Regions from separate parts of the Mus musculus genome. Here regions 1 and 3 are each linked to region 2. A link is a contact called in ENCODE Hi-C data. All regions are on one chromosome and are shown on one strand. The core of a region is the stretch at or near the end of the contact, and the rest is flanking DNA. Distances in the headings are between cores, read along the strand shown. Region 1 holds the start of Sec23ip (Sec23 interacting protein). Region 2 holds the start of Ate1 (arginyltransferase 1). Region 3 holds the start of Hmx3 (H6 homeobox 3).

Evidence for each region. A loop is a pair of places that touch in the nucleus more often than their neighbours do.
Region 1: a loop to region 2 is called in a map of T-helper 17 cell, with 4 times the contacts of the local background. The contact joins the promoter of Sec23ip here to the promoter of Ate1 in region 2. A Hi-C loop is called at or near these places in 2 of 37 maps with a recorded cell type or tissue (T-helper 17 cell and regulatory T cell).
Region 3: a loop to region 2 is called in a map of regulatory T cell, with 4 times the contacts of the local background. The contact joins the promoter of Hmx3 here to the promoter of Ate1 in region 2. A Hi-C loop is called at or near these places in 2 of 37 maps with a recorded cell type or tissue (regulatory T cell and v-Abl transformed pro-B cells).

What each region holds. Positions count from the first base shown.
Region 1 is chr7:128,743,598-128,746,848 of GRCm38, reverse strand. Sec23ip (Sec23 interacting protein) reads right to left here and starts at 1,979. Exons shown (of 19, transcript NM_001029982.2): 1 at 1,671-1,979. The coding sequence starts at 1,827.
Region 2 is chr7:130,517,659-130,520,941 of GRCm38, reverse strand. Ate1 (arginyltransferase 1) reads left to right here and starts at 1,362. Exons shown (of 12, transcript NM_013799.3): 1 at 1,362-1,586. The coding sequence starts at 1,481. Gm4275 reads right to left here and starts at 1,351. Exons shown (of 4, transcript XR_869987.2): 1 at 1,097-1,351.
Region 3 is chr7:131,541,338-131,544,790 of GRCm38, reverse strand. It overlaps Hmx3 (H6 homeobox 3), which reads right to left and starts at 1,828. Exons shown (of 2, transcript NM_008257.3): 1 at 1,429-1,828; 2 at 1-826. The coding sequence starts at 1,828. The coding sequence ends at 156.

The DNA of each region.
Region 1 (3,251 bases), core at 730-3,229, 1.8 Mb after region 2:
AGCTGAAAACAGAAATGTTGAGCTGGAGAGATGGCTCAATGGTTAAGACCACTGGCTGCTCTTCCAGAGGACCTGGATTCAATTCCCAGCACCCACATGGCGGCTCACAACTGTCTGTAACTTCCAGTTCCAGGGGGTCCCACACCCCCACATAGACACACAGGCAGAAAAACAGTAATGAACAGAAAATTAACAAGAAAATGAAGAAGAGAATAGAAATGTCAAGCACCGACAATAACACACAAATTAAATATCATACATCAAGGAAAACGAGCGTGCATCAAACACCACTCTGGAGGCCGAGAACAATCTGAAAAACCCAAGGCACGACCTTACTGATTCCTGGACCCTTCCACAGTACTCTGGTCCAGCCACAATTCTTCACCAAAGAAAGCATCACTGAACCTTTCAGTCACACCGCTTCCATGAGGCAGGGGCACTCGTGGATCCATCCCCCCAGTCGCTCAGCAAACTCCCACTAGAAATTCTGTAGTCTGCATTCCAGGCATCGGGCCAGCCCCTGCTTTGACAAAGCTTACACCCTGGCCTGGTAGGGTAAGCGGGCATATGTACCTGTCAGACAGTTACGAGCACCGAGAAGAAACATGACAGAAAGGAGACACTGCAGATACACATGCTTTCAGTTGTCTTTCTTCCCTTCTGCGGGAAACTCCCCTTAGTCCTCCAAGGAGGAATTATTTGGTGGGGAAAGCTCAGCACCTAACAAGCACCTGTGTGCTAGGCACTAAAAAACAGGACCCTGAAAATGAAAAGAGGTAAGAAGTTCACAGTCCACATGGAGGGGCAGAGTACTTAGCTCACAAGTATTTACACAACAATACGTGTGGGACACTAGATATAGAACTCTACAAAAATGAGACAGGGTATAGTGACGAATGCCTTTAATCCCAGCACTCAGAGGCAGAGAGGCAGAGGCAGGTGGATCCTTTAAGTTTGAGGCCAGCCTGATCTACACAGTGAGTTCTAGGACAGTCAGTACTACACAGAGAGACCTTGCTCTCAAACCCAGGGATAGGAGCTGAAAACATGAAATCTAAGCAGACAGGTAAAATGTCATGACTGAGGCCACACAGCAAGTTAATGGCAGTGCCGGGTCTGAACACAGTCTGTGCTCCAAACCACCAGAGAGAGACAGACGAGAAAGAGAGACAGAGACAAACGAGAGAGAGAGAGAGAGAGAGAGAGAGAGAGAGAGAGAGAGAGAGAGAGAGAAATCAGCCTTCCCAGATATACACAGAGCTTAATCAAAAGTGTAACGGGGGGGCTTTTACTAGGAGAGAGTGTATAGTCCTCTACAAGAGAGGCATTGTCTCCTCTGGAGAAACTTACTGTCTCCTAGGTGATGTCCTACCCTATCACCGGTGTTTCCCAGTAAGAGAGCAGCTTTCGGATTCTAGCAAAGGGTAACTGTCTAATTTAGCTGCGTTTTCTGCCAGCACCAGCACACCAGTGGGTGTTCAACAAACAGTTGCGCAATGACAGGAGTTCCAAGCCTCATCACCGGAGCCCCTCCTCCAGGATCCTCCAGTCCCTGGCCCTCTGAAAGCTGGTCACTGCTGACCCTGGCAAGCGACTCAGAGCAGGCGACACTCCTGTCCCACCCGCCTCCCGGGACAGACACTGGCCCCCAAGCGCCCTCGGCTCACTACCTCCGGGTAAGAGCAGGGAAGCCGGGGAGGCGGCGGCCTGCGTGACGGGGATGAAGGGCACGTTGAAGCTGAACTCCGTGGCCGAGGAGGAGAAGAGTAAGTTAGTGCCTGACGAGGAGGCGGACGCTCCGCCGCCGTTAGCCTTCCTATCCGCCATGGCTGCAGACCCCCGGCCGTTACGTGGCTCTGCGAGCCCGGTGCTGCACACAGACCGGAAACCGGTTAGCGAGGATGCCACCGCACTTCCGCACTTGCGCACAGGTGCCACAGGCCAGCGACTCCGGGATCGGTTTTCTTCCGGAATTTGACGCCGCCCAAAATCAATAAGGTGGAATCGGCTTCAGACCCAAGCCTATCACGTGACAGCCTCGGTCTCGCGAGACTGGGTCAGCCTCTGGAATCACAGCATAGAATAGAGAGGTGTGGCCGATGAATCCTAGCGTTAATTGACGCTCGAAGTCGCAGATTCTGAGATGTCCTGGACGCCCTGAGTTTCTCATGGAGTATCTGTTTTTGGTTGGTTGGTTTATTTGCTTGCTTGCGAGGCAGGATCTCTCTATGCTGCCCAGACTGACTTTTTATCCTCCTGCCTCAGCTCTTCCATTTCTGAGATTAATACCACCACACACTGCAATTCTTATATCTTTATGACAGGCGGTCATAAGAATTGGAAGTAAGAATTATTATCGGCTGGGTTCCTTTTTTTTTTTCAGTTACGTTTTCATGATGTTGCCTGGAATTCTCAAGAGGTCTGTCTGCCTCTTCTTCCCAAGAGCTTAAAAGGAGTGTGCCACCACTCCAGGCTACTATCTCCTTGAATGTGTGCATCAACAAAAAGTGCCTTTGGTAAGGCAGTTCCAAGTGGTAGACGATTTATGTTTCAAAGGGGCAGAGAAAAGATGTATAATTGCAACATTCTAGAGTTACTGCTGTAATTTAGGGTTTGGGGACCTATCTGCCTACTACCAGGTTTTGGCTGGAATAAAAACATTAAATTCTGGCAGTGTTGAGTTTACCTCGACAAGCATTTCAACGGGGCCAAGAAGTACAGAGCTTAGTAATGGGGAAACTTCTGGTGAGTCATAGATAACATGGCCTCAAACTGCTAAAAGCCATGCTAGACTAGAAGTTGGTCAAGAAAATTCTCTTTATCATAAAGAAGCAAGGCTGAGAACCATATACCAGAGAGTGATATATGAAACAGACCTGAAATCCTTCCTTTTTGGGTTTACAATCTGGCAAAACAATCAACTAAACACAAAATAATATAAATGGCAGGCTTTCCTTAAGTGTGTTTCCTGGAACACTGACATCATCTGGGGACAGAGATCTAAACATTCTAGGAAGAGCGAGCATGTATCTCTCTCCATCAGATCATTAGCGAAAAACTTAAGGAAGAAAAAGCTTCCCTGAGGAAGAAAAACTAAAGTTGAAACTTGAGAACTAGGGCTTCAAACCTCTTTATGAGTGCAGGGATCCCAGAGGACCAGCCCTGCTGTGGTGTTGCACACCTTTAATTCCAGCACTTGGAAGGCAGAGGCAGGCGGATTTCTGAGATCAAGGCCAGCATGGTCTACAAAG
Region 2 (3,283 bases), core at 113-2,612:
CCCTGGAACAGCACGGAAGTGTGACCTTTTACCTGTATACTGGCAGGGAGCAGGGTCTGGAATTTGTGGTATTTAGGGCTTCTTAGGAGGCTGGAGTTGAGGCTGTATTTTTCCATCCTTTCAATCTTACATGAGTGGCTCAGAATTGTCTGCCCGTCAAGGTTTCAGGGTCTACAATGCCTTCTGGATGCCTCCAGCATTGGATGAAGGTTGTACACATATCTACTTGCAGGCTAAACACCCACAAACATAATTAAAAAAAAAAGTTTCCTGATTGCACTTTCTAGACACTGCAAAAAGGAATTCACCATATTGTCGACTATGGAAATTATGCCAGACAGACTTAAACATCTGTGTACGCAGAGGAGAAAGCTAAGGAATATTATCTTGGTAGGAGCATGCCTTTATTTTTACACTTTGCCTCACAACCTCATTCCCTAAAACACGTTCTTTGCAAATTGGAGACCCATGGAGTGAATTCAGATTATGTAAATGTTCAGCCTGAAGAGTTAAAAATTCTTTTTGAGTGATATTTAAAACTCCCTTTAAAAGAGGAAAGTGTCGCTTCGTCATTGGACATTCCGCTCTAGCAGAGTTGTTTGGATTCTAGATCCCTCTCTATCAAGCCAGCTCCGGCTCCTCGTTCCTCACAGGTGGTCAGGCGCAGAACTCGAGGTTAACCTTCAACTACAGAGCGCAAATGACCGGGTGAATCCCAACCTGGAGCCTCAGTTTCCCTATCTGTAAAGCGGGCTGAGAGATCGCGTCAGTGACAAGGACTGCTGTTGACTGGACAAGTAACCTGCTGGCCACTAAACACTGGGTTCCGAGACGCACCCCTGCAACCCAGGCTGGCGGCCAGTGGCCTGACCGGGGATCGGCGGAGAGCCGCGAACCCGGCAACCCCCGCGCTCTCGGCCCTTCCCCGAGGTTCCCCGCGCTGAGAGGCGTGGCCGCTCCTCAAGCCCACAGCGGCGGCCATGGCCTCGGTGGTGGAATACAAGGGCCTGAAGGCCGGCTACTACTGCGGCTACTGCGAGTCCAGGGAGGGCAAGACGTCGTGTGGTGAGTGTCCCGCCGTCCAGGTCGCCTTTACCGGCTTCAGCCAGGCTCTCGCTACGTCCTGGCAGGCCTGCCGCGCGGGTTGAGGCCGTTGGTCACCCGACTCCAGCTTCCCGGTCCCATTGGTCTCTCCTCAGCCGGCTTCCTTTCCATCCCGGTCTTCCCGCCCTCGCCCTCCCTAGGGGGTAGCCGCCCCTCACAGAGGAGGAACGGAACTAGCGGACGGCTGCCCGCAGTCAACATGGCGCGGGCGGCGTCAGTGACGTAGGGCGTCCGGTCCTTCCAGCCCGGGAGCACTCGAGTGGCTTCGCGCGATCTTCGGAGGCGCGCGCGTTGCATTGTGGGGTGGTGGAGGCGAAGGCGGCGGTAGCGGCGGCTGCGTAGGACTGGGTGGCGCAGCGGCGGCGGGGTCGCGGACATGGCTTCTTGGAGCGCGCCTTCACCTAGCCTTGTAGAGTATTTTGAGGGCCAGACCTCCTTCCAGTGTGGCTACTGCAAGAACAAGTTGGGCAGTCGCTCCTATGGTGAGCGAGCTCGGCCGGCGGGCGTGTGCTTCGGGCTCTGTGAGGGTCTTGGGTGGCCGCAGCCTGGGGGAGCGTCGTGAAGAGCCGGGTGTCCTCCACCCTTGCTCCCTCAGCGGCTGCTCTGGGAGACGGGAAGGGAGATGGGGAGGCTCCTGGGAGCTGACGGCCGCCCTGCATCCATCCCCGCGGCAGCCGAGGCCCCCTGCTGCATGTGTAGAGGGGCGTGTGCGTGCACACCTGTTCGCTGTCATTTTGGAGAAAGTGTCTGGGAGAACGTACTGGAAACCGAGATCGGCTTGATATTTTGATAAAATACCTGCTCGACTTTTTTTTTAAATCAGGGATTTATACCATGTCATTGTGCCAATCCATCTTGAAGACCGTAATAACGGTGTTCCTTCAGGCTTTAGGTTTCTTTTCTTTTTATTTTATTTTATTTTTCTGGCTTTTCGAGACAAACGTTTTCTGTGTAGCTCTGGCTGTCCTGGAATCCACTCTGTAGACCAGGCTGGCCTGGAATTCAGAGATCCGCCTGCCCCTGCCTCCCGAGGGTCTGGGATCAAAGGTGTGCATCACCACCGGGCTAGGATTCAGGTTTCTTACGGAAGATTTGTTTGTAAGCCGAATATGTACTTATTGTCTGCCGTGTCATGATCGGCAAATACAGAATCTAGGATGGATGGTTTAGAATAATCCTGCAGGTGGAAGCAAGGTAACTTGACTATAAATTTAGGTTAGAGATTTACCCGTTTTGAAAGACAGTTTAGTGGTTTGGCTGTGCACGGGATTTTGGTTTATGGATGCATTAAAAGTGTTTATTAGGAGAAAGTGTATTATTAGGTGAACCGCGGCCTTGGGTAGACAGTTATACAATCGTTAGATGCACGGATTACGAAGACCAGTTAAGTGAAAAAAACGCTTGGAGCATAGGGTTAAATAAACAGGATGCAGATGACAGCCGAGTACACGTGACAGCTGAGAGGAATACGGTCCAATAAAGCCCAAATAAGGCCAAGAAAGCACATCAAATGACAGTGGCTCACTTTGAGTGATAGAGATACTATTCTTTTTCAGAATTTTTATATTCTGACTATAATATTTGCCAGTATTATGTGACTGAAACATATTTTAATAGGGAGGACCTTACTACCCCTACCCCTAGTAATTTCGTATTAGAGAAAATTGGACAATATAAATATTTTGTGCTTCAAGATTTGTTGAAGAACAGTTTTATCATCTAGAAAGATAACTATAAATTCCCAGCATTTCAGTTTTCGTCTTTCCTGTAAGGCACTCTTCTGTTGGGTGACTGTTGTAGGAACTCTTGTTATATCTGAGTGGCCTCAGAACTACAGAGGATTCCTTTGAGGCTCAGAATAACTTGTTGGTGTCAGCGAGTGACTAGTCACTAGTTTTGCTTTGGATTGCTGTGATAACCACCATGATCAAGTGCAGTTTGGGGAGGAAAGGGCTTATTTCGTCTTAGAGCTTTCGCTCCATTGAGAAGTCAGGGCAAGAAGTGGAGGCAGGAAGGAACCTTGGGGCAGGAACTGAAATGAAGGTTATAGAACTGGTATGCTAACATTTTTACTGGAACTTGACACCATTTCTCCCCTCCTCGCTTGCCACTCTATAAAGCATGTTTCTATATATAGCTGGTACAATTTCTTCAGGAAGAAAAAAACTCGTCGTTTTAA
Region 3 (3,453 bases), core at 579-3,078, 1.0 Mb before region 2:
GCATTGCAAATACTTACAAAATGCTATTGGGGGGTGGGAGGCAAGGCAGTGAGCCCAAGGTCGCTGGCCACAGCCCGGCACCCTCGGCCCGGCCCAGTCTCCTCCGGGGTCCCCAAAAGGTGGCCGGGTGCTCACTCCCTGTCCCCTGTCCCATCTCACACCGGCCTTAGTAGGGGCACGGACGAGACCACCGGGTGCGAGTAGTAGACTGGGTGCGGGAAGGTGAGCAGCGGCTGGCTGACTGGCACCGGTGCCCCCGCAGCCGCTGCCGCCCCCTCGGCCGCAGAGTTCTCGTGGTAGAGGATGGGCACGCGTACGATGCGCTGCGCAGCGGCGTGGCTCAGGTTGGCCGCCTCCAGCTCGGCCGCCAGCTGTCGCTTCCACTTGTTGCGGCGATTCTGGAACCAGATCTTGACCTGCGTCTCGGTGAGGTGAAGCGACGCGGCCAGGCCAGCGCGCTCCGAGCTGCTCAGGTAGCGTTTCATGTCGAATGTGGACTCGAGCTGGAAGACCTGGCTGCGCGAGAAGACGGTGCGCGTCTTCTTTTTGCGGCACGCCGGCTTCTTCTCGGGACTCTCGGCGCCCGCCTTCCAGTCCTCTGAGCCCGGTGTCGCCGTAGTCGCCCCTACGGTCGTCCCGGCCGCGCCAGGCACCGCCTCGCCTTCTTTTTTGCCTTCCTCCGAGTCGCTCTCTTCCAGAATGATCTCGTCCGGGCTCTTGGAGTCCAGCTCCTTGTGGTCGGGGTCAGCCTTGAGCAGAGGCTCCGGGGAGTCTCGATCGGTGCCGGACGCAGGGGAGGAGTCTCGCAGGAGGGCCTTTTCCGAGGCTGGGGAGACAGACAAACGGACGCACACACAAGCACAGCGACACAGCCTTGAGCGAGGCAGGGATCTGGGAGCACCAAGCGCAACCCACACGTTGGCCTCGGGCTACTGGCCCTGGGCCTCGGTTCTCCCGTGTCCCCGCTGGGCTGCAGTGGGGCAGAAAGATCTAAGATCTCTTCGCCTTTCTAGGACTGGCCAGGCAATGGTGGGATCAGGGCCGCTCCTTTTATCTCGCGTTTCCCACGCCAGGGGCCAGCGGGAAAATTCTCCACTGCTAAGGTTCAACCCTGCCTTCCAGGCCTCCCCCCCACCCCCCAAGGCCATCCCAAGCCACCCATTCCTGCTGGAGGACAATTTTTTTCCGGGAATCGCAGAGCCCGGGCCTCCAACTGCACTTCTTTTCTCAGCAAGTGGGATTGGTTTCCTTGGCCTCGTAGCCGAGCGGCGCAGGAAAGATGCTGGCTAGAGGCCGAAGGAAGTTAACCAAAACTCTGGTTGGCAGGTGTCGGGGCATCCCTAACTGCAGTGACACCATCTCTGAGAGGGAATGTGACCGGCCCACAGGGAAAGAGGGGAGAACGAAAGTTCAAAGAGAGGTCGGTACCTTCTGGTCGCGGGAGGTGACCGCCGGCGGGGGTCAGGGTGTAGGGGTACCACCAGGCCGGGGAGCGCTCCAGGTAGTGCGCGGGCAGGGCAAACCTCTGCGCTGGGATCTCAAAGCGGGGGAAAGCCAGGTCGCCCACCTGCGAGAGCGCGAAGCCCGCGGCGCCCTCCAGGGCACCTTTGGCTGCGGCGGCCGCAGCGGCGGCGGCGGCGGCAGCAGCCGAGGCCGGAGCAAAGAGCGTTCGTGGGGGCGGCTGAGGCTTCGGGGGCGGCCGGTGATGGTCTCCGTTGAGCAGGTTCCTGATGGAGAACGGGGATTCCTTGGGCGCGGGAGGTTGGGGCGGTGGCTGCGGGGGCGGCGCGCTGGCAGTGCCCGAGGCGTCCGGCCCGGGCTCCGGCATGGTCCCCAGTCCTCCGGGTCCCACGGAGGGCGGGAGCGGGACAGGCGGGCGGCGGGCGGCGGGGCGAGCAGGCTAGGGGCCGGAAATCAGACCATAAACGGAACTCAACTACGGGGCTCAAAGTCGGGGGCCGCCCCGGGCGCGAATCGAGCCGCGGGAGGGCGGGGTGGGGACCGGGCCGGGGCGGGCTCGCATGGGGGGAGGGGTCCAGAGGGGCGGGGAGCGGACCTGCCTCTGCGCCGAGGGAGCGAGGGGGCCGGTAGGAGCTGCGGCTCCCCGGGAGGAGGCTGCGAGAGCGGTCCCCGGCTTGGGGATGCGTCAATCCGGCGCCGGATGCTAATGATGAAATCAAAATGTCATCCAAGTTAAATGCGGGGAGTATACGGCGATTGGGCGCGTACAATGGCAAATGGGATTAGGCCGGCCAAGGCGCAGCCGAGCCCAGGCCCCGCAGCCGCCTCCTCTACCGCCCCCTCCTCGCCTTCCCTCGGATTTTGGCGCTTTGGCTTCGGGCTATGAGAGCCCGCCTGTTATTGGCTTTATATAGTCCAATTAGGCAGCAAATGAGGACAAACCTATTAGCACAAAAGGATATTGGCTCTCGCTAAAGAGGCACTCTGAGAGCTCCCACCAAGCGGGAGGCGCGCGAGGGACCTCAAGAAGGAGACGCCCCCGGCGGGCCGGAGCGCACGGACCTGCTCCAGTCTGGAGCAAGCACCTCCCTCTACCCCCTGCAGCTCGGCTGCGGGCTGGCTGCTGTCCGGTCTGCCTGAGGGGGAGGGGCAGAGCAGGCTGGCCTGGGTCACCTCCGGGTTATCCGCGCTAGCAGCGGCCGCTCTCCCACCCCTCCCGGCCTGGCAGAGGCCAGCTGCCCCACGCGGCTGGAAAGCCTTGGCCGTGCGGGTCCAGGAAGTAGGGCGCCTCCCCGGCCCCGAAAGAACTCAGTACTTTCTTTCCCCAAACCTGCTAATCAGGGTGCGGCCAAAAAGAGCTTCCCCGCTCTTCGTCTAGTCGAGAGTCTGCCGACTTAGGAATCCGCGTAGCCTTGGCCTTTGGTCCTGAAAATGGATGAGTGATTCTGAATCTTTCAGGAGTAGGAGTTGGGTATGCGACTCTGTGCACGCGCTTCCCCTGTGCAACTGTCGGGGTAGCGGTGTTTCCTCACTGACAACTGTACTCCGAAGGACACCGCTCTTTTCTTGGTGACTGTGTCCGCGGCTCAAAGATCAACTTTAAGCCTGCGATCTGAACACAGCACTTTCCCCCCAAAGGGTGGCATTTGGAACTGCCTAATGCTTTAATATAGGCGCCAAGAACCGAAGGCGCAGAAGAGTACCTTTCTCGTTTGTGACCCTGGCAACGACACCTGCAGCATGTCCCAAGGGCCTCCAAGTCCCTGGAGAATCTCGGCGGGCCTCTGAGGAATAGCTGGACTCATTCGACCTTAACAGCTCCCTGGGTCAAGCAGGAAGCCGGAGAGACAATCAGTTCAATTCTAGATTTCCATGGGGTCCTTTCCCCTGGTGATAGTTCCTTGGCCCGAGAAAGATGACAATTTGTTCTCAGCCTGGATGAAAATCCCTTCACACCTGAACTTCCTCCGCCTCAGCCCGTTCTTTATCTTT